3 separate regions of the Homo sapiens genome follow, and regions 1 and 2 are each linked to region 3. The links are chromatin loops, found by intact Hi-C in ENCODE. Cell type or tissue: endothelial cell of umbilical vein. All regions are shown on one strand. Region 1 overlaps KDM5D (lysine demethylase 5D). Region 2 has its middle 130 kb from the start of KDM5D. Region 3 holds the start of LOC105377223 (a long non-coding RNA gene).

Region 1 (8,000 bases), 150 kb after region 3:
TCACAGTGAGACAAAACATCTATTAAGCCAGAAACTGAAGTACAAATGCAATGGGAGGATTACGAAGAAAGGAGGGCTAAGTGATGATAAGTATGGTCAGAATAATAAATTTATTCTAGACAAGAAATGAGAGTTCATTATGTCAGAAGCAAAATAGTACTACAGGATGACAACTTCTGAGATTTACTCTTTGGTTCCAACTGCCTACAAGACAAAGAAAACTGAAGAGGCCAGGAAGTTAAATGCATGAGGAAAACTTGAGGCAGATTAAAATGGAAATGCAGGGCATGTTATTTGGGTATCATGGGTTCAATCTGGAAAAGCCTTATTTCTCCTGAACCACAGTAGGGAAAGGAGTTATCCAGAAAAGTGAAATTTATTCTAAAATTTTAAGTTTCCATGTTTTAAAGAGAGGCAGCAATGAGAAAAAAGGTTAAGAACAAGTAGGAAATACTGAAATAATGGGCCAGGCACGGTGGCTCATGCTTGTAATCCCAGCACTTTGGGAGGCCAAGGCAGGCAGATCACAAGGTGAGGAGATTGAAACCATCCTGGCTAACATGGTGAAACCCCATCTCTACTAAAAATACAAAAAAATTAGCCAGGTGTGGTGGCACACACCTGTAGACCCAGCTACTTGGGAGGCTGAGGCAGGATAATGGCCTGAACCCGGGAGGTGGAGCTTGCAATGAGCTGAGATCGTGCCACTGCACTCCAGCCAGGGTGACAGAGTGAGACCCCGTCTCAAAAAAAAAAAAAAGAATATTTGAAATAATGTGTCTCTAAAATATGACAGACATGAGAATGAAGACAAAACATAAGAAACTAAGCTAAGTAAGCATGGGTCATTGAATATCTAGGTGGCACAGAAAAGCCAAAAAGGCAATCTAGCATCTCAATTATAGCTCAGGCTAATAATTATGTGATGGACTATTTAAAAAGCTTCCTTATCAGTTTATTTAATTTAAATCAGACCATGCCACATCCTGTGGGACCCATCCTCCAAATAGGCCCAAAATAATAAATTTCAAATATCCATTCTGCTATGTACTTCTCCACTTCAAAATCTTTCTATGTTTTCTTAAAGTTTTTTGAAAAAATTACTTATATTCTCAAGTAGAAACTGGTTCAAATGTATACCCTTGCTTTAGAGTCTTGATACCTTTATTCTGACCCTTAAACCTAATGACAAAAAAATCCCTTCTTTATCTAAAATTCCTTCCTACTAACACAGCTTTATTTTTTTTAAATAGAGTAGTTTATCTAAAATTCCTTCCTACTAACACAGCTTTATTATTTTTTATATAGAGTTTCTACAAATACATGATTTAACATTGTCATGCACCACATGACATTTCAATGACAAATCACATGTATGATAGTGGGCCTGTAAGATTATAACAGTACTGAAACATTCCTATCACCTGCTGACATCGTAGCAGTTGTAAAGTAGCAACACATTCCTCATGTGTCTGTGGTGATGCTGATATAAACAACCCAATGCACTGTCCATCATGTAAGAATCTGTCTAGCACATGCATCACATAATACCTGATAACAAACAGCCATATACTGGTTAATGCTTGACACCACATTTTTCTAAACTATTATTTTAGAATATACTCCTACTATAAACAAAAGTTAACTGTCAGGCAGCCTCAAAAGTATTTCAGGAAGTATTCCAGGAAGTGGCATGGTTATCTTAACAGATCCCTTTCTACGTGTGTCAGTGCCCTGAAGACCTTCCACTAAAATAAGATATAGATGGGGGAAGATGGTAACATTCAGAATCTGACTCTGTGTAGGCCTAGGCCAATGTGTGTCTTTACATCTTAGATTTTAACAAAAATGTTTAAAATGGAAAACAAACTTAAAAATTGTTTACACAGAAAAGTTTACAGAATGACAATATGAGGAAAGAAAATATTTTTGTACAACTCTATGATGCATTTGTGTTTTAAGCTAACCATTATTAGAAAAGAGTAAAACATTCAAATAGAAATTAAATGTTTACAAAAACAGTTTACAAAAACAGACTCATAGACCAATGAAACATGATAGAAAGCCCAGAAATGAGGATGCGTACCTACAACCATCTGATCTTTGACAAAGCTGACAAAAACAAGCAATGGGGAAAGGACTCCCTAATTAGTATATCCTGTTGAGAAATCTGGCTGAGCCATATGCAGAAAACTGAAACAGGACCCCTGCCATGTACCTTATACAAACATCAGTTCAAGATGGATTAAAGACATAAATTTAAAACCTGAAACCATAAATGCCCTGGAAGACAACTGGACACAGGCATGGGCAAAGATTTCACAATGGAGACGCCAAAAGCAACTGCGGCAAAAGCAAAAATTGACACGAGTCCTAATTAAAGAGCTCCTGTACAAAGAAACTGTCTACACACAGGGTAAACAGACAACCTACAGAATGGGAGAAAGCTTCTGCAAATTATACATCTGACAAGGGTCTAATATCCAGCATCTATAAAGGAACCTAATCAAATTTACAAGAAGAAAACAACCCCATTACAAAGTGGGCAAAGGACATAAACAGACACTTTTCAAACGGAGACATACATGCAGCCAACAGATATATGAAAAAAAGCTCAGCATCAGTGATCATTAGAGAAATGCAAAACAAAACCACAGTGAGGTACCACCTGATAACACCTGTCAGAATGGCAATTATGAAAGTCAGGAAATAGCAGGTGTTGGTGAGGTGGCGGAGAAAAAGTAACTGCTATACAGGGTTGGCGGGAGTGTAAAATTAGTTCAACCATTGTGGAAGACAGTGTGGCAATTCCTCAAAGATCTAGAGGCAGAAATACCGTTTGACCCAGCTAACCCATTACTGGGTATATACCCAAAGGTATATAAATTGTTCTATCATGAAGACATATGCACGTGTTATGTTCACTGTAGCACCATTCACAAAAGCAAAGACATGAAATCAACCTAAATGACCATTAATGATAGACTGGATAAAGAAAAACTGGTACATATACACCATGGAATTACAATGCAGATATTACAAGAACAGGATCATGCCCTTTGAAGAAACATGGATGGAGCTGGAGGCCATTATCCTTAGCAAACTAACACAGGAAGAGAAAATCAAATACCACATGTTCTCACTAATATGTGTAAGATAAATGATGAGAACACATGGACGCACGCATAGAGGGAACAGCACATACTGGGGACTATCACCGAGTAGAAGGTGGGAGGAGAGAGAGGATCAGGAGAAATAACTAAGGGGTACTGAATGTAATACCTGGGTGATAAAACCCCTATGTACATGGGGTTAACAAACCCCCATGACACAAATGTACCTATATAACAAACCTGCACATGTACCCTGAAAAAAAGTTTTAAAAATTTACAGTAGCTGAGGCTAATTTACTATCTCTTTTTAAGATACCGTTATATAAATTTAACAAAGCCAAAGTGTAAAGCGTTTATTAGGTCTACAGTAGTGTACAGTCATGTCCAAGGTCTTCACATTCTCTTACCAGTCGGTTCCTCACCCAGAGAAACTTCCTGTCTTGCAAGTTTCATTCATGGTAAGTGCCCCATATTTTATGTCTTCCACAATTCTTTTATTGTAGTAATTCTACATTTGCGTATTTTGATACACAAATACTCACCAGTGTTACAACTGACAACAATATTCAGTACAGTATCACGCTGTGCAGGTTTGCAGGCTAGGAACAACAGGCTCTATCACACAGCCTAGGTGTGTAGGAGGTCACAGCATCCAGGTTTATGTAAGTAGACGGTGCGTATGCAGCAATGACAAAACCGCCTAATGACGCTTTTCTCCTAACACATCTCCATCATTAAGTGATGCCTGACTGTACATAATCACTTACTTTTCAATCTAAAAACTATATGTATCTATTGTCTTACACATTTGGAAACTAACAGTTAAATAAATTTCTAGGATTATTTTAACCTCTGAAGTTTTACCTAACTACACAGCCAAAAGTAAAGTTTGTGGAAATTCCGATGTCTGCATAACGCTATGAGATTTCCTAAGAAGTAGGAAAAAACTGCAATTTTGCTAGTATATATTTATATCTTATTGCCACATTATTTTGTTAGAAACTTTAGTTCAGTAATTTCTAGTTTCTATTATACTGCTTTTTGTCCATGTGTTATCTACTCTTTCTCAGTAAAATCTGAGTCTGTGCTTCTTTTTTTTTGCTGTTGTTTTGAGATGGAGTTTTGCTCTTGCTGCCCAGGCTGGAGTGCAATGATGCCATCTCGGCTCACTGCAACCTCTGTCTCCTGGGTTCAAACAATTCTCCTGCCTCAGCCTCAAACAGGATTGTGTGTTTATAGTCTATCCATTTTTGTTATTCATTTTCACACACTGACACCCTTCTTTGCCTTCTCCTCTCACGTACCTGGCCACCTGACCACTGACCAGCCCCAGGACTTGAGCAATACAAGCCTCCACCTCACTCAGGCAGTTCTTCAGTCGCTGAAGCAGCTCACTATTAGGAAACCTCCTCTCACGAGCCTCAGACTCCAGTGCCCTTAGCTCTTCAAAGCCTGGAGAGTGTAAGTTGCAACAGGTAGGCAGTGTTAGCAGAAAAGGAAGGTTGAGAATACCCAAAAGAAAGAAATAAGGCTTACACAAGGGTTCCTTCCATTTCCTGTCACTCACTGCGTTTACGGCCATCCTCCACCTCCAAGGCCACTCGCACTTTGTTGGCCCAGGTGTCAAAAGACTCAGCCCGAATCTTCAGTTTATGCAGCATGGTGGGGAGCTCATCCAAGGTGTACCGATACCTAGAGGAAGAAAGCCGGGAAGGGTACACATCTGGCCCAGCTCTAAAACCTCCTTCACGTCCCCACAGTGTTCCCATGCTCACCGGAGGTACTGTCGGCTACTAGAGCACTTGCAGAGGTCATTGATGTGGGAAAGGCATACAAGGCCATCTGGGCAGTCGTAGCAGGCCAGGGCTGACAAGAAGCACGTGGTCTTGCACTTGATGCACTGGCGTTCATCATCTGGGAGCAGCTCAAAAGCCTCTCGCTCAGCCTCCGTGACGCCCTGGGGGTGTTCAACCCACATATACTGTAAAGACTAGGAGTAGGGTTGTGGACACCCCACCTCAGCCAACACTGAGCCCTGATGTGGACTCAACCTTGTAAGGAAAGCTGTAGAGAAATTGGAAGAAAAAATATAAACACATACAGACTCTGTCTTTACATTTCAAAATGCATGACTTAAAGATCAGGCACACAGTGGTTACTCAATGTTGGTCTGTGTCTCTGTAACGTAATATATGTGACTAAATCCCTAAGCTCTGCTCTTGACCACCCACCTTCTCCAAAAGGGCCTTTCGTAGACGTCGCTCCTCCTGAACCATAATGAACATCTCCTTGTGCACAGCTACTGCTAGATTGAGATCCAACGTCTCTGGGAAGGCAGCCATCTTGCAGATGAGCTCCTCGTGGGAGAAGACACAATAGCGCCGGAGCCGGCGGTAGTGTTCAATGCACTGGCGTCCAGCAGGTAGCTGCAAGTGCGTTCAAGATTGTGTGTGGCTATCTGGAGACCACAATGCATAGCTTCTCCACAATAATCCTTACCCATATTCTTTATACTTTCTACCTGCAGGCCCACTGCATGCTCACTCACCCAGTCAGCAGTACAAAAGTTGACAGCTTCAGCAAAATTGTAGCCTTGGTTAAAACCACTGTGGTAAGCACGAGGAAAAGTGATGACAAACTCCCCTGCACACTGGTTTGTGCGGACAACCTAAAAAGGAGAAAAAAGCAGAAAGAGGTGTGGGTCAGAACTAATGGGCCAGATGTGAACTCAAAGATGTCTCTAGATGCTGTAACAGATGTAGGAAGAGTGGAAAGGCTCTATCTTCAAGTACGTGTCCTAAAAGAAAAATGAGATTGTGAATTTAAAAGTGGTATTCATAGAAAAGTACTCAAAATATGTGTAATTCAAAAAACAAATATAGAGGGGTCCACGAACAAGTGAAAAGACTCTTTGCTTCTATAATCAAAGAAATGCAAATTTTTAAAGTCATAGAATTAAGTCACCAAAAATGATGAAGTTGGAAACTCCACAACTTTGTCCCTCTACTCAAACAATGATCTAGTGCTGAAATGTTCAGAGCAGTGCAATAAAATAAAATAAAATAAAAAACCCAAATCAGGAGAACACTTAATGGATTTTTAAAAGCTTTTACATTGTGGTACAAGAGTGCTATAATGCACTAAGTTCCCTGCATACACACACTTGCCCCAATTCCTATGTAAGCAGCTACTGTGGGAAAGCAACCTGAGATGCTGGTGCAGCTGATTGGTGCCAGGAACCATGATGTGAACCTTTTTCCCGAAGAACTAAGGTGGTGTGTTTTGACTTGTCTGGTGGCTTCCTGGAGGACTACCTCAAGGGCCTGATTTTCTTTCACCTGCCTGACAGTTCGCTTAGAAGACAGGAGACTTCCCAGGCTGTGTTTTTGGAAAGTATAAAAAAGCAAACGTATTAGTCACAGCCACCTCCAGCTTTAAAATGGGGTGGTGGGGGTGGGGAGGAGAGAGAGAGAGAGAAAGAGAGAGACTAGAAAAACAACAGATAATTTTAAGTGCCTGGGAGGCAAATCCTAGAGAAAGAGATATTTTGGGAAAAAGGGATTCTAAAAAAGCTTCCACGTAGTATTTGAGAACTGAGAAAGCCACATTAAACATCCAGGGCAAGATACATGCTCAGAAAAGATCTAAGACCCTAACGTCACCTCTATCTGACTTTCATGCTCTTCCGAAGCAGAAGGTGGAGTCTAAAATAGTTTTTAAAGTAGCCCCGAAAAAGTTTCACCAATCAGACACAATCTGCAAAGACTGGGTAGTTAATACTATTATTAGTTATTATCATTATTGTTTTGGCTTAAGAAAGAGTTTGTTAGGTTGGTAGATGACCAACAGGCTAACAGAAAGCAGAAAAAGAACATAAAACTAAAAGATTACTCACGTATACAAAGAATTGCTCACTATCTTTAGTTGTTAGGAAAATGCAAATCAAAACCACAAGATACTATTTCTTGCCACACAAGATACTATTTCTTGCCATACAAAAAGAGGTAGAAAATAACAGTGTTGGCAAGAATGCAGACATATTAGAACCCTTGAGCATGGCTGGTAAGAATGCAAAATGGCTATGACACTGCTATGGAAAGCAGTAAGTTCCTCAAAAAGTTGAAACAGAGAACTACCATATGACTGTCCAATACCACTTCTGGGTATATACCCAAAACTCTGAAAGGAAGAACTTGAACAAATATTTGCACACAGATGTTCACAGTAGAAATATTCACAATAGCTTAGTGGTGGAAACAACACAAATGTGCTTTAACAGACCCATGGATAAGTAGAATGTGATCTGTCCATACAATGCAATATTATTCAGCCATGGAAAAGGAATAAAACTCTGACTCATGCCATAGCACAGATGAACTTTGAGAAGTCAGATACAAAAGATCACATATTGTATGATTCCATTTATAAGAAATACGCAGAATAAATTCATAGAAACAGAAAGTAAACCTGTGGTCCAAGGTTAGAAGCAGGGATGAATGAGAAATAAATTGTATTGAGACTTTTCTGGAGAAATTAAAATGTTTTAGAATTAAGTAGACACGGTGGTTGCACAACACTGTGAATGTACTAAATGAGACCAAACTGTTCGGTTTAAGATGGTTCGTTTTGTGTTATGTGAATTTCACCTTTAAAACATATCCCCCAAAAAAACCAGTTCAGAAAATTTACTAACCAAACAACAACTATTGTACATAAAAGCAACAACAAATTTTTTGAGAGAAGACAAGGGGGATAATACGATTTTCAGAGTTGAAGCAATACTCTGAAAAGTGTTCAGTTTAAAACATTAGTAGGCATACAAAGAAAAGAAGTATAGCCCTGGCCGGGCGCGGTGGCTCACGCCTGTAATCCCAGCACTTTGGGAGG
Region 2 (8,000 bases), 48 kb after region 3:
CACCCTCTCAGTCCCCAGAGGAGCCTCCTGTAAAGGATACCCATTTTTACTTTTTATAAGACATACAGTATTTTATGAGTATTTTACGAGACTTACAAGCCATAAGAGTTAGGCCAGGAAAAGACATGACATTACCATATAACAGGTATTTGTGTCTTTATATACCAGCAATGAAATTGGTGAAAGTTTTCAAAATTGAAAATTTAGAAAATAATTTTAATTACAATGTTTTGAGAGTAACATATACTCAAATTTATTGAGAGGTAAATTACTTGTACACAGAAAACTACAAAATAGTGCTGAAAATAATTAAAGAAGTTCTTAAGTAAATAGAAAGATATGCCATATTCATAAAATATGTTATTAAAAGTCTAAAGGCTTTTAATGCAAAAATGGAAAAGCCCATCCTCAGAATTATATAGAATTGCAAGGAATCCCAAATAATCAAGTTGAAAGACTCACACTGCTTGATTTCAACACCTACAATAAGCCAGTAATTGAAATAGTGCAATAGAATAAAAATAGTCATATAAATCAATTTAATAGAATTGATAATTAAGGACAAACTTGTCTCTCTATGCCTAATTGATTTTCAACAAAGGTGCCTAAGATAATTTGATTGGGCTTTGGCACTTCTAGAAATGGTGCTGGAAGAAAAGAAGAGCTCTATGTAAAAGAATGACATCATGCTTGTTTCTTATATAATTAAGATGGCTCAAAAACCTAGATGCAACAGCTAAAACTATACAATTTAGAATTAAACATAGGAAACTACTTGAATAAAATCTTTATGTCCTTGAGTTTGGCATTAAATTCTTAGTTATGACACCAAAAGCATGAGCAAATAATAATAATAATAAAATTGGACCTCAAAATTAAAAAGTTTATTGCATCAAAAAATTAGAAAGTAAGTAGATAAATATTTGTAAATATTTTGTCTCATTTTATAGATTTATGTCTCATAAAATATGTCTCCTCTATAAAATTAGACAATATTTCTGTGTTATGTATGTAATAAGAATATGGTATATATATAAAAAAACAACAAAAACCAAATTGGAAAAAATAACTTGAAAGATTTCTGCATAAAATCTGCATGAAAAGATGTTCAATGTTAGTAATCATTAGGAAAATGCAAATGAAAATAATATTTTTATTAATATTTTATTTCTTGCAAAGACAATCAAGAACTGCTCAAGAGAACAAACATAAAAGTTATTCTTGAATATTTGCAAACAAGAATTTTAAGAAAATAAGGACCTTAATGGTTAACTTAATGGGGAATTTCCTGCTACTTGCATTTTTAAGATAGATACATTTCTTAAGCGACAATTTGTTCCTTAATAGCTAAAATATTATACAAGAAAGTAGCTCATTTAAAAGTGCTGGAATTAGGGTTTAATGAATGATATGCCTTATTTCTCACTTGCATTTTGCACTTGAAAAATCAAGCTTTCATGTAGAATTACATTCAATGGAGGATATTTTAAAAGTAGTCCCCAACTCTGCAACAATATTTTCAAGGAAGTCAAGTCATTCCAAACACTGAGAAATAATTCCTTGTACTTTAGGTTGAAGACATTTGATACCCCGGTTCCAATCCTCTGATGTCTGGCTCTTCATCTTTGTAAATATTTTCAGCCTAGAGATAATAAAATTAATTCAAGAGTAATGTGGTTTGAATGTTTGTCCAGATTAAATACAGCATATAACAACTGTGTATAATCGTATTTTTGATTAGTTGTTCCAAAATTATTTGGTTAATTATTCACTAAAATTTATTCAAAAATGATGCTAGCATTGGAAATTTGGTTTGGACTTTTGGACTTATTTGGAGGGGAATGTATTTACTCATTTCACTTCTCTGTTTTTCTCCCAGCACTTCAATAACTTCATGAGAAAAAGGCAAGGCAGGTATCTTCAAAAGTTATTTGCAAGTGTATAATAACATATATATCAGCAACCCATGCACTACTTTCATTTGTTATTCATACAACATTTTGAAAAAGCATTTTCAGGAGGGAGGAGCCAAGATGTCTGAATAAGGAACAGCTCTGGGCTACCGCTCCCAACGTGAGCGACACAGAAGACGGGTGATTTCTATATTTCCAACTGAGGGAGGTACCGGGTTCATCTCACTGGGGAGTGCCAGACAGTAGGTGCAGGACAGTGGGTACTGTGCACTGTGCGTGAGCCAAAGCAGGGTGAGGCATCGCCTCACCTGGGAAGCACAACGGGTCAGGGAATTCCCTTTCCTAGTCAAAGAAAGTGGTGACAGACAGCACCTAGAAAATTGGGTCACTCCCACCCTAATACTGCGCTTTTCCAACAGGCTTAAAAAACAGCGCACCAGGAGATTATATCCCGCACCTGGCTTGGAGGGTCCTACCCCACAGAGCATCGCTCATTGCTAACACAGCAGTCGGAGATCAAACTGCAAGGCGGCAGCCAGGCTAGGGGAGGGGTGCCAGCCATTGCCGAGTTCGTTGTGTGATTAGGTAAACAAAGCAGTGGGAAGCTCGAACTGGGTGGAGCCCACCACAGCTCAAAGAGGCCTGCCTGCCTCTGTAGGCTCCACCTCTTGGGGGCAGGGCACAGACAAACAAAATGGCAATTACCTGATGACCCAAAAGTTACTACCCTTGAGTTCTTTTCTGGGCAAAGCAAAGAACACTCCCAGACTAAGCCCCAATTTGGGGCTCACCTGCATTGTATCAGTTTGGTGTCCAACATGGGACAAAGAAGAATATGACAGTGTGAAAGTTGGTGATGGCGTCATCAGTGAGGTGATGTCAAGAGAAGACAAATTTGTGAGAGTAAGGCAATCAGTGAGACTATGAGAAGAAAAACAGTGAGATGTGGTGAAGCAATTGGTGATTGAGTCTCCAAAAGCTCTCTGTTAACACTTAAAACCTGTAACAAAAACCAAAGGCTCTTTGTAGAACAATCATTTTCCCTGGCAGGCAGCAGAGCCAAGTGGACAGGCATAGTGCTGCTGTCTCTGGTGAGACAGGAACAATGCTGCTACCTCATGTGGGACCCACTGCTCTAACTGGCAGGCTTCTGGGTTACCAGTCCTCATACTGGCCCCTCCTTCAGTGGCACCTGTTCCCACTCAGTTTTTTATTTAGAAAATTCCCAAACTTCATTATTGGTGGCCTATAATGAAGCTGAGGGATCCTGGAGAGACCTTAACCCAGGTTCCACATAGATCAGTCAGTACCATCTTGGCTTCTGTGGATGGATAAGTATTCTTTCTGCATGCCACCCCCTCTATAGTATCGACATAACTACAGAATAAAAGCCTTTGGTTAAGTGGTCAGTTAGAAGTTCCTCATCATTAGAGTGCCCCGGAGTATACCTCTGTCACCTCTTCCCCATAATCCTTTCTTCTCTGACTCCATTTTATTGTTTCCTTAGACATTTTATTTTCAGTTCTAAAATGGATATTTTCTTTGCAATGTTATATTTGCTTTTGACATTCTGTTAACTGTTTGTGCAAGTGTCCAAGGCAAGACACTTGGTTGTATGAGGTCCCCTATTGTTTTGACTCTGGGATGCCAGAGTCATGTTGTTCAGTGACCCCAACTTGGTCTTGGGTTCACTGTTTGCTACCCCACTGGTGCCCCAGAGTTCTTGGCATTTGGGGACACACCTTGGCAGAAATTCAGGCTCTGTGTTTTCAGTTTTGATATTGGTTGCCCTCTCACATGCCCTGGGATTTTCAGCATTGACATTCCATGTAGGATTGTGAGTTTTGTAGACATTGTTTGGGGGAATATTGATCTCATCTTTTTCTTTCTGAAGTTAGAAGTTATTTTTATAAAAGCCAGTTGCAGGCCCCTTTTTGTTTGCTTACTGCTGTCTTTCTCAAACCCCTCGTGGTCAAAGGCATTGGGAGTTTCCAGTTCCCTTGCCTGATGTATGGTTACCTACAGTGGTATACAAGTGGCCATCTGAATATTTTTATGGTATCTCTGCTATAGGGTAGATTCACTGGCAAGTATGTAGATTTGCTGGCAAGTATGGGCCTTTGAGATCTTCCCCTGGGCAACACTGTTTACTCTTGTCTTCCTCCCTTCTTCAGTCACATTTGTTTAGCCATGCTCTCTGCCCAACCCTTGCTCTCTGTGGAATTTAGGTTCAACATCCAATTGCCCATTAGTAGCTCATAGTCCACTTTCATGATGCCTTGCTGTGTATATTTTGTGGAAAGTGGGAATTTAAAAGGAAAAAGTAATGAAATATTTGCTAAAGAGAAGCTAACTAAAACCCCCTGTAGATCTTTACAGGTGATCTGTAAGAGATTCTTACTAGACATAGGACCGACAGCAACCATCCTGAAGAACTTGGCACTAGAGTGTTCTTTAGACAAATGGAGTAAATGCAAATTATTAGATAAGTTGAAAACGAAAAATCCCATTTACTATTTCAATAACGTTTGGGTTCAGTACAAAATTGCAATCCAACAGATTTGGCCTAGGCATGGTTCTTTATATTATAATGATATTGTACAATCATATTTGCTTTGTAGAAAGGAGATAAGATGGGAAGAACTTTATTATGTGCAGGCTTTTTGGCCCTCTATCGGGATCTTAACCTAAGGGCTCGCTGTAGAATGTGTCTGGCTTGTGATACTCTCAGACATCCAGAAGCTGCATTAGATATGCTACAGGACCTCCTAGTAGCTGCTCCCCTGGTATGTGTATGATCTTCCCTTCAGAGTCTCCTCAGTGCCCTAGTTCTGAGGGAGCACACTAGTTATTAAGTGCAGAATTTCACCACAAGGTCATAAGTCACTCCTTCACCTTATCCAACAAGCCCTGGCCTATATCCTCCACTGTCTAATGAAGTAAGCCCAACCAGTACTGCCAGGATTGAGGTCCCACATTAGTCCCCAAAATCAAACTTGTGTCTATTGTGGGAAGTAACTGATGGAGATAGATGAACAATAGAAGTATATGTGCTTTTTTTCATGTCTGATCTGGCTGTATGCAAGGAATAAATTGCTCAGTTTTCAGAGGATTTAGGGAATTTTGTAGAGGAGTTTGTGAAGTTGACAATATCCTCTATTTAATTGGCTTGGCATGCAAATATTATTATCCACTGGTACTGTAGATGAATAACAAAGAATTCCAGGTACTACTTATAAACATACATACAGAATGGCTGTGTGTATCCCAGGCCATGCCATTTATCATGTAGCAGGAGAGGCAGTTCCAGATCTAGACCTAAGTGGGATTACCAGTAAAGATTTCAAGATCTCAAATGCAGAAATCACATACTAACTTGTTTAGTTATAAGACAATGTGTGCGATTAATTCAGTTAATTATGATAAAGTAAGAAAAATAACTCAGGAAAAAGAGGAAAATCCCAGTCTAATTCAGGGCTTTTTGGTTGAGGCAGTCAGGAAATATACCAATATAGACCCTGACTCCCTGGAAGTGTGAGCTCTTCTGGGGGTGCATTTTATTACTCAGTCTGCCCCCTGACATTTGGATAAAGCAAGAAGTAGCAATTTGACCCTAACACCCCTGAGACACTCCTAGGCATTGCCTTTGGGTTTGCAAAAATAGGGATAGGGCAGAGGAAGAGGCAAAAATCAAAAGAACTGTCTAGACAGCACAACTGTTACTGGCAACTTTAGGCCCACTCCTGCCTCAGAGTTACCCTCCTCAAAGAAATGTGTGACATTGGCATCTAGGGTGCTCAGATGAGAGTCCCTCACTTACCAGCCTCTAGGTCAAAAACAGCACTTGTCTTCTGTTTGCAAGAAGGTCACTGGAAGGATTGCACCAGGATAAAAAGGGAGTTTGAGACATTCAGACTCATAATGGCCAAAAAAGTAGAGAACCTATAAGGCCTAACATTCTCTATATCTCCCACTGGACAACTTACCATCTCCACAGAGGAGCCTCAAGTAACCCTTGATATAGCAGACAAAAATATTGAGTTCTTATTGGACACAGGAGATGCCTACTCAGTTTTAACCCATTTCCCAGGGCTACTGTTTTCCCACTCCTGTACAGTAACAGGAACTGATGGCCAGCCAAGAATGAAGAGATTCACCCACCCACTTTGTTGCTTTGTAAAGGACCATATATTTTGCCATAGGTTTTTAATATTATACCTGAGTGTTTTATCCTATTATGAGAGACCTGTTTTCCAAGTTACACATCACAGCTCACTTTAAAGTGCTCTGTGAGAGGGCAACAGGCCAGAAGGAACAGTTCTCCTAGCTTCAAATACTTGCCTTTACACAGATATGGAGAAGAACTGCCTTCCATGACATATTGCTTCTCTAGTAGACCCCTCTGTTTGAGACATGGAAGTTTCTAGTACAACTGTTAATGTACCCCCAGTCCAGACTGTCCTAAAACCCAGTGTTAATTACCCGTGGGAAAAAACAAAACAAAACAAAACAAAACAAAACAGTATCCTTTGAATCCTGAGGCTCAGAGGGACATCCAGCCCTCAATAATGATAGCCTAAAGTTATGAATATAACAGCCCTGTAGTCTCCATGTAACACCCCATTCCACCTGTAAGGACATCAACTGAGGAATATAAATTTATTTTGACTCTAAGGGAATTAAATGGGACAGTAGTCCCGGTTCACCCATTAGTTCCTAATATTTGTACAATACTGACTGAAGTCCCTGAAGATGCTCATTGATTCACATTGTTAGATTTGAAGGATGCTTTCTTTTGTTTATCTTTATACCCGCACTCCCAGTATATTTTTTGCTTTTGAATGGACTGATCCAGACACTCATGCTGCATCTCAACTTACCTGAACAGTTCTCCAGAGTTTTAGATACATTCCCTATCTGTTTGGCAATGCATTGGCCAAGGAGTTAAGGAAACTGCAGTTAACTAATGGGCTCTCTTGCAATATGTAGATAACTTATGAATATCTAGATCTACCAGAAAATACTCTGCCATGACCACAATTCATCTCCTTAATTTTCTGGAAAAGCAAGAATATAATGTACCCCCACAAGGCCCAGATCTCTGTGAAAGGATTAAATATTTGGAATATGTATTCATTCTTGGGACAAGGACTTTGACCCCAAAGTGAAAACACCTTGGCTCAAAGTAACCCAAGTGAGACCCTCTTGGTCCCCCAACCCCCTCTGACTAAGAAACAGTTAAGAACCCTTTTGGGAATGGCAAGATTCTGTGAGATCTGGATTCCCTGGTTTGGTCTTAGAGCAAAGCCACTCCATGAAGCTCTAAAAGGGAGTGATCATGATCCTTTGAATTGGGATGAAAATTGCCAACAGGCATTCTTGACCCTAAAATAAAATCTAAAACATCTCCTGCTTTTGGACTCTGTAACTTCAAAAAACCTTTACCCTCTATGTGCCCAAAAAACAAAGAATGGTTTGAATGTCCAATCTCGAAGGCCCAGGAATAGCCCTAGACCAGTGGCTTACCTTTCTAAACAGTGAAACCAGATGGCAGCTGGAAGGCCAGGATCCTTGTGTTCTGTGGAAGCCACTGCTCTATTAGTAGAAGAAGCCAGTAAGTTTACCTTGGGATAATAATTAGATGTCATAACCCCCACCAAGTACAGGGGGTTTTAGAAGCAAAAGGTTATCAATGGCTAACAGGAGGTCACTTATTTAATAACAGGTTTTTCTCCTTGACACCCCAGATGTAACCCTTATAATATGTTGAGTATTAAACTCTGATATCCTGTTGCTACACTTCACATCCTAATAAACAGACCCCCAACTCACTTCCCTCCTGTGTGGAAATTATAGCAGGTCTGACCTGAAAGATTAGCCTCTGTCTATTCCTGATGAGTGGTTTACAGATGGGAGTAGCTTTATACATGAGAGAATAAGAAAGGCAGGTTTTGCGGTATTTAGCCAACAAGAGGTCACTGAGGCAAAAACTTTACTTCCCCAGGTTTCTGCTGAAGCAGAATTAATTGTTCTAATCAGAGCTCTCCAATTAGGAAAGACTTGAGCGTCAATATATTTACTGATTCC
Region 3 (8,000 bases):
TTCTGAGAATGGCATGCATAGGTGATTTAACAACAGAGATACATTCTAAGAATGGCATATGTAGGTGATTTTGTCATTGTGCAAATATCATAGACTGTACCCACAGAAACCTGGATAGTTTAGCTTACCACACACCTAGGCTATATGATATAGCCTATTGCTCTCAGGCTACAAACCTGTGCAGCATGTTGCTAAACTAAATACTGTAGGCAATTAGGACACAATGGTAAACATTTGTTTACTTAAACACACTTACACATAAAAAGGTGCAGTAAAATTATTATAATATGATGAGGCCACCATTGTCTATGTAGTCCTGTTGTTGACTGAAGTGTTATGTGGAAGATGGCTGTATTTGCAAGATCTTGCATATAGCAAATACTAGGAAACACATACACCACCTATCTATCAAAGCTAATAAGTCAATTCTGAAACGTTGAGGCAAATAATATCAACATATAAAACCCAGTTGTATTTCCATACATTAGTAATGAATAATTCAAAAGTGAAAATAACACAATTTATATCATTAAAATAATGAATACATATAACAAATCTAACAAAAGAAATATAAGATTTGTACCAGAAAACTACAAATAATGTTAAAAGAAATTAACCTAAGGAAAAATGGAAAGGTATCTGTATTTATGGATTGGAAAAATTAATAACATTAAAATGCCAATTGTCCCCAAACTAATCTACAACTTCAATGAGATCTCTGTCAACATTGCAACCAGCTTTTTGTTTGTGTTATTTTCCTAGAAATGAACAGATAACCTGAAAATTCATATGATTTTTTTTTTTGAGATGGTGTCTTGCTCTGTCACCCAGGCTGGAGTGCAGTGGTGCGATCTCAGCTCACTGCAACATCCGCCTCCCGGGTTCAAGTGATTCTCCTGCCTCAGCCTCCTGAGTAGCTGGATTACAGGCATGCGCCACCACGCCCAGCTAATTTTTGTATTTTTAGTAGTGATGGGGTTTCACCATGTTGGTCAGGCTAGTCTTGAATTCCCGATCTTGTGATCCACCCCCCTCAGCCTCCCAATATATGAAGTTTTAAGAAACCCAGAAACCAAGATCAATCTTGAAAATATAGTTGAACGAATTAGGCTTCCCAATTTCCAAACCGGCTACAAAATGACAATAATAAAAACAGTGTGGTACTGGTGTAAGGACAGGATTATAGGTGAATAGAGTAAAATTCATAGTCTAGAATTGAGCTCTGACATCTGTGATGAGCTGATTTTCACAAAGGTGAGAAAACTATTCAGTGCAGGAAGGAGTAGCCTTAAACAAATGGTGTTAGGATAACAAATATCAACAACTAAAGAATAAAGTTGGATCCTACCAAATTAATTTAAGATGGTTCAAAGTTATAAATGTAAGAACTAAAATTATGGAACTTTTAGATAAATAAATAGTCCTAAATCATCATGTACTAGGATTAGCCAATGGCTTCTAACATGTGACATCAAAAGTACAAGGGCAAAATAAAAACTGGATATGTTGAACTAAAAACTTTTATGAGGCAATGGATACCATGAAGAAAGTAAAAAGGAAAGTCAGAGAATAAGAGAAAGTATTTGCAAACCATATCTACCAAGGGATTTATATCAGAATGTATAAGGAAATCTTAAGTGTCAATAGAAAAAGACCAACAACTCAAATATTAAAAAGCCAAAAGATTTGAATAGGCATTTTCCCAAAGAAGACATATAAATGACTAATAAGCACAGAAAAGGATGCTCAATGTCATTAACCTATAAGGAAATGTACATTAAAACTACAATTATATATACACAATTATGATTTTGTCAATTAAAATAACAACTATAAAGTGTAAAGCTACAGCAAGATAATCACACTCAGTGAAATGGCTAATCAAACAGATGGGAAAAGCAAGTATGGTGAAGATGTAGAGAAATTAGAATTTTTATATGTTGTTGGTAGGCATATAAAATTGTGCAGCTGCTGTGGAAAACATTTGTCAGTTCTTCAAACAAATTAAACATCAAATTACTACACGATCCAGCAATTCCAAACAATTCAAAACATATACTCAAACAAATACTTGCACATGAATGTTCAAAGCACCACTATACAAAATAGTCAACAAGTGGAAACAACTCAACTGTTTACTGATGGAAAAGTAAACAAAATGTATATCCAATCAATGAAATATTAGAGCTGTAAAATAAATGAAGTCCAGTTGTCTTGTGGTTTCCAGGGAGACTGGTTTCCAGGAGCACCCGTCCACAAGATACCAAAATACATAGTTGCTCATGTCCCTGATATAAATGTGTAGCCTGGGTAACATGGTGAAAACCTGTGTCTACCAAAAAAAGGTACAAAAATTAGCCTGCCATGATGGTGAGCTTGTAGTCCAAGCTACACGGTGAGGCAGAAGGATTGGTTGAGCGTCAGAAACAGAGGTGGCAATGAGCCAAGACTGTATGTCACACTCAGGATAGGTGACAGGGTCAGACTCTGTCCTTCCAATCCCCTGACAAAAAGATGTAGTATTTGCACATAACCGATGCACCTCCTTCTGTATATTTTAAATCATTTATATATTACTTATAATATCTAATACAAAGTAACTGCTATGTAAATAGTTGCTATATTGCTTAGGGAATATGGACAAGACAAAAGTCTGTACACGTTTGGCGCAGATGCAACCATTCATTTATTTTTCCTGAATATTTTTGATCTGTGGTTGGTTGAATCTACAGATGTCTAGGGATTCAGAATCCACTAGTACAAAGGGCTAACTGTACTGATATTATACTACGACCTTGGAAGCAAAACCGTTATTATAAGCAAAAGAAGCTAGACGCAAAGTCCACTTACGTCAGGATTACATATATATATACACACACACATACATACGTACACACACACATATATACACACATACATATATACACACACATATATACACATATATACACACATATACGCACATATATACACACTTATATACACACATATATACACACATATATACATATATATGAAAAGTTAGTAAATTGTGCATTTAAAAACAAGGCAATGCATGGTGTATGAATTATCCTGATCTCCCAAGTTTTGATGACTGGAACCGTAATTGCATCTAAAACAAATAGGTGATGTTTTTCAGGGAATTCCCCTTCGCCTCCATCATATCAAGGAAAATAAATGGATTAACAAACGTATAACTGTAAGTAAGAAACGGATAGCGGAGAAAGTGGAGTCCATTTAACCTGTACTTGGTGCAAAATAGCTGCTGATAGTTGTTTCAAGCCCGCGTGGGTCAGCGGGGAACAGTACGTGGACCCCATTGCACTGGACAGGCTGGAGTCTGGGTCGGTGTCAGAGCTTAAAAACTGATAAGCTGAAAGCCAATGCACCTACCCTTTAACGTCATGTATTTTTTATCCCTACATCATTGATGGCTAGGAACAGCAGGTAACATCCTCATAAGATTAAGCAATAAGAAAATAGACTTTATGTGTACTCTCACTTGTCGTTAATTTCGTACATTCTCTAACAAAAGAATACGGTTGGAATAAAAATCTAAACCTTTCCAGAACAGTAATGAGTACCTTACCATACGGGAACACCGGCCTGGGAACTACAAATCCGGGTTGGCCACACCCAGAAGAAATACTCTCTTTCCTAGAACGTTGCATTACGCTCCAATCCCGAGCAGGTCCAGAGAGCCGTAGCCGCTCAGCCTGCTGGGACTTGTAGTTCTTTTTTTAACAGGCATAGGTTCCCGAGGCCACTTTCGGCTCTGTCGGCCTGAGGCCGAGCCCAGGATTTAATGTTCCCCACCCTCCCGCACTCCCCAAGATAGGTTGGTAGTGTTAGGAAGAGTGGATGGCGGAGTCAACCTCCTCCGGTCACGTGTGGTACTTGGCATGCAGCGATTGGTCGCCAGAGTTATAGGGCCCCGCGTTAAGTCCATGAGCTTCCGTGAGGGTACTCTGCCGGTTTTGCTGCGGAAGTCACCTCGTGGCGTAGGGGAGAGGTAACACCGAGAAGAGGCAGCGGCGGTGGCGCCAAGACGATTGGTGCCAAACAGGGCAGAACGCAACTCAGCTCTGGGGTGGGTTCCTGTCCAGAGGGGTAGAGAAGAGTGGCTGAGGGCGCGCCCTGATCTCAGCGGGAAGAGTGCGACCCCGAGGGCGCGCTAGGTATGAAAGCCACGTGTGGCTGGCACCGCGGGGACCCACGCACCAGGTGTACCCTTTCCAGTCCCTGCCGTCGCCTTATTCCCGGTGCTGGTCACCACCGTCTAGGGCTTACTTGGGACACAGGCTAGTTCTCTCCTGAAGCTATTGAGCAGTATGTGTTGAGGTGCGCTACGCCAGTTGAGGTGAAGCTGTTACACAGTATGAAAGCCGGGCTTTGTAGCTGCAGCTGCGCATTGCACCCCCAGCTACGCAGTCTCCTTTCCTTCTCAGTCACAGGACCGGATGGCAAGTGGCCGCAGCCAGTCGGTGAGACCGACTGAGCTCTGGGGCTTCAGTTCTTGACGCTACCTACATGGCTACATCTCCAGCCAAGGATGAGAGGTGATGCCAGAGGACCTCGATCTAAATTGGGCACCATTATCGTATGACAACTTCTCTTGCAAAACATCTTCTCTTTTCTCTTCTTTTCTCTGTCTCTCTCTTTCTCTCTCTCTCTTCGTTTCTCTCTTCTTTCTTTCATTGCTCTTTCTCTGTCCTGTGCACGCCAAAGCGGAAGCTGAAGTGCGGCGTCTTTGATCTCTCAATCCTGGAGACACAGGAACATTTTCCTTACTTTACTCAACTCGTTCCTTTGAATACCGCAAAATTAAGACGGCGTTTAAAACAATCGAAATCCCTTTTCTTCTGGGGTTTGGTGCCTAAAGATTAGAAAAGTTTGCGCAAGGAATTCGCTGCAGCATATAAAACTTTCAGGACCCTGAAATACAGAACTGCAAAGAAACGGCCTAAGATGGTTGAATGCTCTTTATTTTTCTTTAATTTAGACATGTTCAAACGTTCAATGTCTTACATACTTAGTTATGTAAGTAAGGTAGCGCTTACTTCATTATGCATTTCAATACTCAAAAAAAATTCCTTTGTGAAATGTTGAAATATTTTTCTAATCTGTTTCACGAGCTTCAAAAATGAGGAAAAAAGATTCAGTTTACATTTCAGCAAAATGCCTCTTTTTAATCGGATTTATGTTTACTTAACATTTACAGTACATTTACGCTTGAGCAAAGTTAGGTTTTGGATTTGCTTAGGGTCAGATTTTTTTTTTTTTTTTTTTTTTTGGTCTGTGCATGAATATGTTACTGCTGAGTTATCTCTCTGTCTGTCTCTCCCTCCCTCTCTCCTTGTATTCTAACAGAAAGGTTTAGAACTTGCATAATTGGGAAAGAAGCTGTTGCCTGAACTTACTGGGGGATTCAGCATTGTCATTTTGGACATGTCACTTATCCTCAGTATTTGCTTCCCCCAGGAGAGAGCTGTAATAAAAAAGCATTGCAATTTAATACATAAGCTCAGTAAGTTCTTGTTTATGCTCCTTGTGATGAAACAAAAAGTCCTTCAATTAGAAACAAAGGTTTAATCAAATAGCATTTTTAATGACCATGTTACAACTAAAGTTAATGACCCTTTGAAGAGCAGAGCTCTAGTTAATAGCTAGTTGTGAATAATGAGAATTTACTTCTGTTTCTGTCTTACTTTTCTATACTTAACCTCATATTCCTTTCTTCTTTGCTCATGTTTCTGGCCATCTTTTTACTTTGGGTTTCTTTCTTTCGTTATTCAACTAACTGAGATCGGATTGAAATACGTATCTAAATTTTTTTAAAATTTTTATTTTTAAAAATTGCTGAATATTTTGTATTTCCAAATTCACTTTTAGGTTACTTCCTTATCACCTTTATTTTTTTATTTCCTGTATGTCACTGACTGGGAAATAAAAATTACTTAATTTTAACTGAACCTCTGCCCCTCTTTTCCAGGATGCAGAAATAATATTTGTGTTGTTTTAAAAATCTTAGATCAATTAAAAAGAAAAATGACTCTGTCATTCTTTGGTAAGTTACAATACTTAAGTCAGAAACTAGAGAAGATGGGCTTTTTTAGGTTTTGTTATTCTCGTGCTGATTTTCTGTCCCTTCAGTTTTGCCTGTTTTTGCTTAATATATTTTGGGCTTAAGTGCATATAAGTTAATATTTGTTAAATCTACTTGGTGGATTACCCTTTTATTAATGGATAGCGTCCTTTGTCTCTTTAAAAATATTATGTCTTAAAGTTTATTTTGTGTAATATTAGCATAATTGTCTTAGTTTCTTTTGCTTATTATTTTGATGGAATATCTTTTTCTGTTCTTAACACTTACAATAAAGTGTATAATAGTTTGAATTGGTTTATTGTTTATGATAAAGTAGTTTGAATCTTAGATTCAGTAGTGTATAGAAACTTTGCTCCTTTATAGTTTTGCACTCTGACTTCTGATTGTCACGTTACCTCTTTATACAGTGTGTGTCGATATCATATTGTTTTATACATTTATTTTATAAAATTAGTTTTGTAAATTTTTCTTTTAAATCATATAGAAAAAACCTTACAATCCCCAAGTTTAATAATGCTAGCTTTTATATTTACCTACATAGTTATCTCTGCCATTGTTCTTTATTTTTCTTTATAGGTTTGAATTATTGTCTGGTGGCCTTTTATTTCTGACTACAGGGCCCTCTTTTGCATTGTTTTTGTAGGTCAGATTTATTAGTAGTATGTTCTTTCAGCTTTTGTGTATCTGGGAATATTTCAGTTTCTCCTTTATTTTGAAGGATAGTCTTTGAGTTTTTCCTACTTAACAGATCCTGGAGCTTCTTGGATGTGTAAATTAATGATTTTCATCAAATGTGAAGTTGTTTTCGGCTATTCTGCAGATATCCTTTACCACCCCTTTGCTGCCTCTTCCTATTGTGGGTAATAGGCATGTCTCTGTATGTTGGAGAGAATCAAAGGTCTTTTAAGCCCTTGATTTTTATTTATCTTTTGTTTTTTGTTCCTCAGACTGTATAGTTTCAGTTGACTTAGCTTCCAGTTTGTTGATTCTTCTGCCTGCTCAAATCTGCTGTTGAGCCTGTCTAGTAAAATGTTCAGTTTGTTGTACTTTTCAGCTTCAGAATTTCATTTGATTGGTTATGTTATTATTTTGTTCACTTACTGTTTTCCTAATTTTCTTTAGCTCTTTGTTTGTGGTTTCCCACCTAGCTCTTTGAATATATTTATGACAGTTGGTTTATAAAACCATTAGTAAGTCTAAAACCTAGGCTTCCTCCAGAGTGTTTTCTTTTATTTTTTTTTATTTCTGTTCATTGCCCATACTTTCCTGTTTTTTTTCCTTTTTTTTTTTTTTGCATGACTTACAATTTTTTTTGAAACCGAAGGCTTTGAATATTACCATATGGTAACTGTCAAATTCAGATTTAGACATTAAAGAGATTATTCTAGTAGAGATAACACTGAATTCAGGAAGCTTAAGCACCTTAAAATCAAACAAATATTTTTCTTTCCTAGGGAAGGATAAGCAGGATTAGTAGAAACTTAAGGACAAATTGAACAAGCAAATGGGGAGAACAGAGAGCAGGAAATGTATCTCACATGGTAAACCAGTTCTTCAGATGAGCTATTAAAGTGAGTGTGTGCTCTTATTTTAGTGCATGACCAGTGGTAAGACAAAATTTGTGGTCTGTAGATGAAAGAAAAGACTGACTAATCTTAGGTCAAAAGAAGGCGTAGATACCCTTTGGCCTTGTCTTGAAGTGGTATTGGGGAATACCTGGTCATAACACTGGAAATCAGATTCTGTCTACTCACCAGAGTTTGTGGTTGCTGGTTGTTACGGGGTTTTTTTAAGTGAATTTTGGGGTTTGTTAAGTGGCCAAACTATTTTTGTGAAGACTGTTGTATGTGGGTTTCAGATGTCTCTACATCAGTTTGTGGTCAGCTAGTGAGTT

Evidence for each region. A loop is a pair of places that touch in the nucleus more often than their neighbours do. Peaks named below come from ENCODE experiments on the same cell type or tissue, not always from the same donor. Only the 100,000 strongest peaks of a DNase experiment are listed, where the experiment ranks them.
Region 1: a loop joins it to region 3, with 2.8 times the contacts of the local background. A loop is called at or near these places in 6 of 110 quality-filtered maps.
Region 2: it touches region 3 in a loop (2.3-fold over the local background); 3 of 110 quality-filtered maps call a loop at or near these places.

Annotation. Positions count from the first base shown.
Region 1 is chrY:19,710,935-19,718,934 of GRCh38, forward strand. KDM5D (lysine demethylase 5D) reads right to left here. Exons shown (of 27, transcript NM_004653.5): 14 at 5,662-5,781; 15 at 5,345-5,539; 16 at 4,889-5,070; 17 at 4,681-4,805; 18 at 4,418-4,565. Among named protein-coding and RNA genes, the nearest start is that of KDM5D, 30 kb to the right of the region's middle. In endothelial cell of umbilical vein, no CTCF peak of the experiment used is centred here; no DNase peak of the experiment used is centred here.
Region 2 is chrY:19,610,967-19,618,966 of GRCh38, forward strand. No RefSeq gene overlaps it. Among named protein-coding and RNA genes, the nearest start is that of KDM5D, 130 kb to the right of the region's middle. In endothelial cell of umbilical vein, no CTCF peak of the experiment used is centred here; no DNase peak of the experiment used is centred here.
Region 3 is chrY:19,563,393-19,571,392 of GRCh38, forward strand. LOC105377223 (a long non-coding RNA gene) reads right to left here and starts at 3,617. Exons shown (of 3, transcript XR_938628.4): 1 at 3,590-3,617. It also overlaps the pseudogene TXLNGY. In endothelial cell of umbilical vein, no CTCF peak of the experiment used is centred here; DNase peaks (open chromatin) are centred at 3,819 and 4,399; H3K4me3 peaks cover 2,333 bases; H3K27ac peaks cover 879 bases.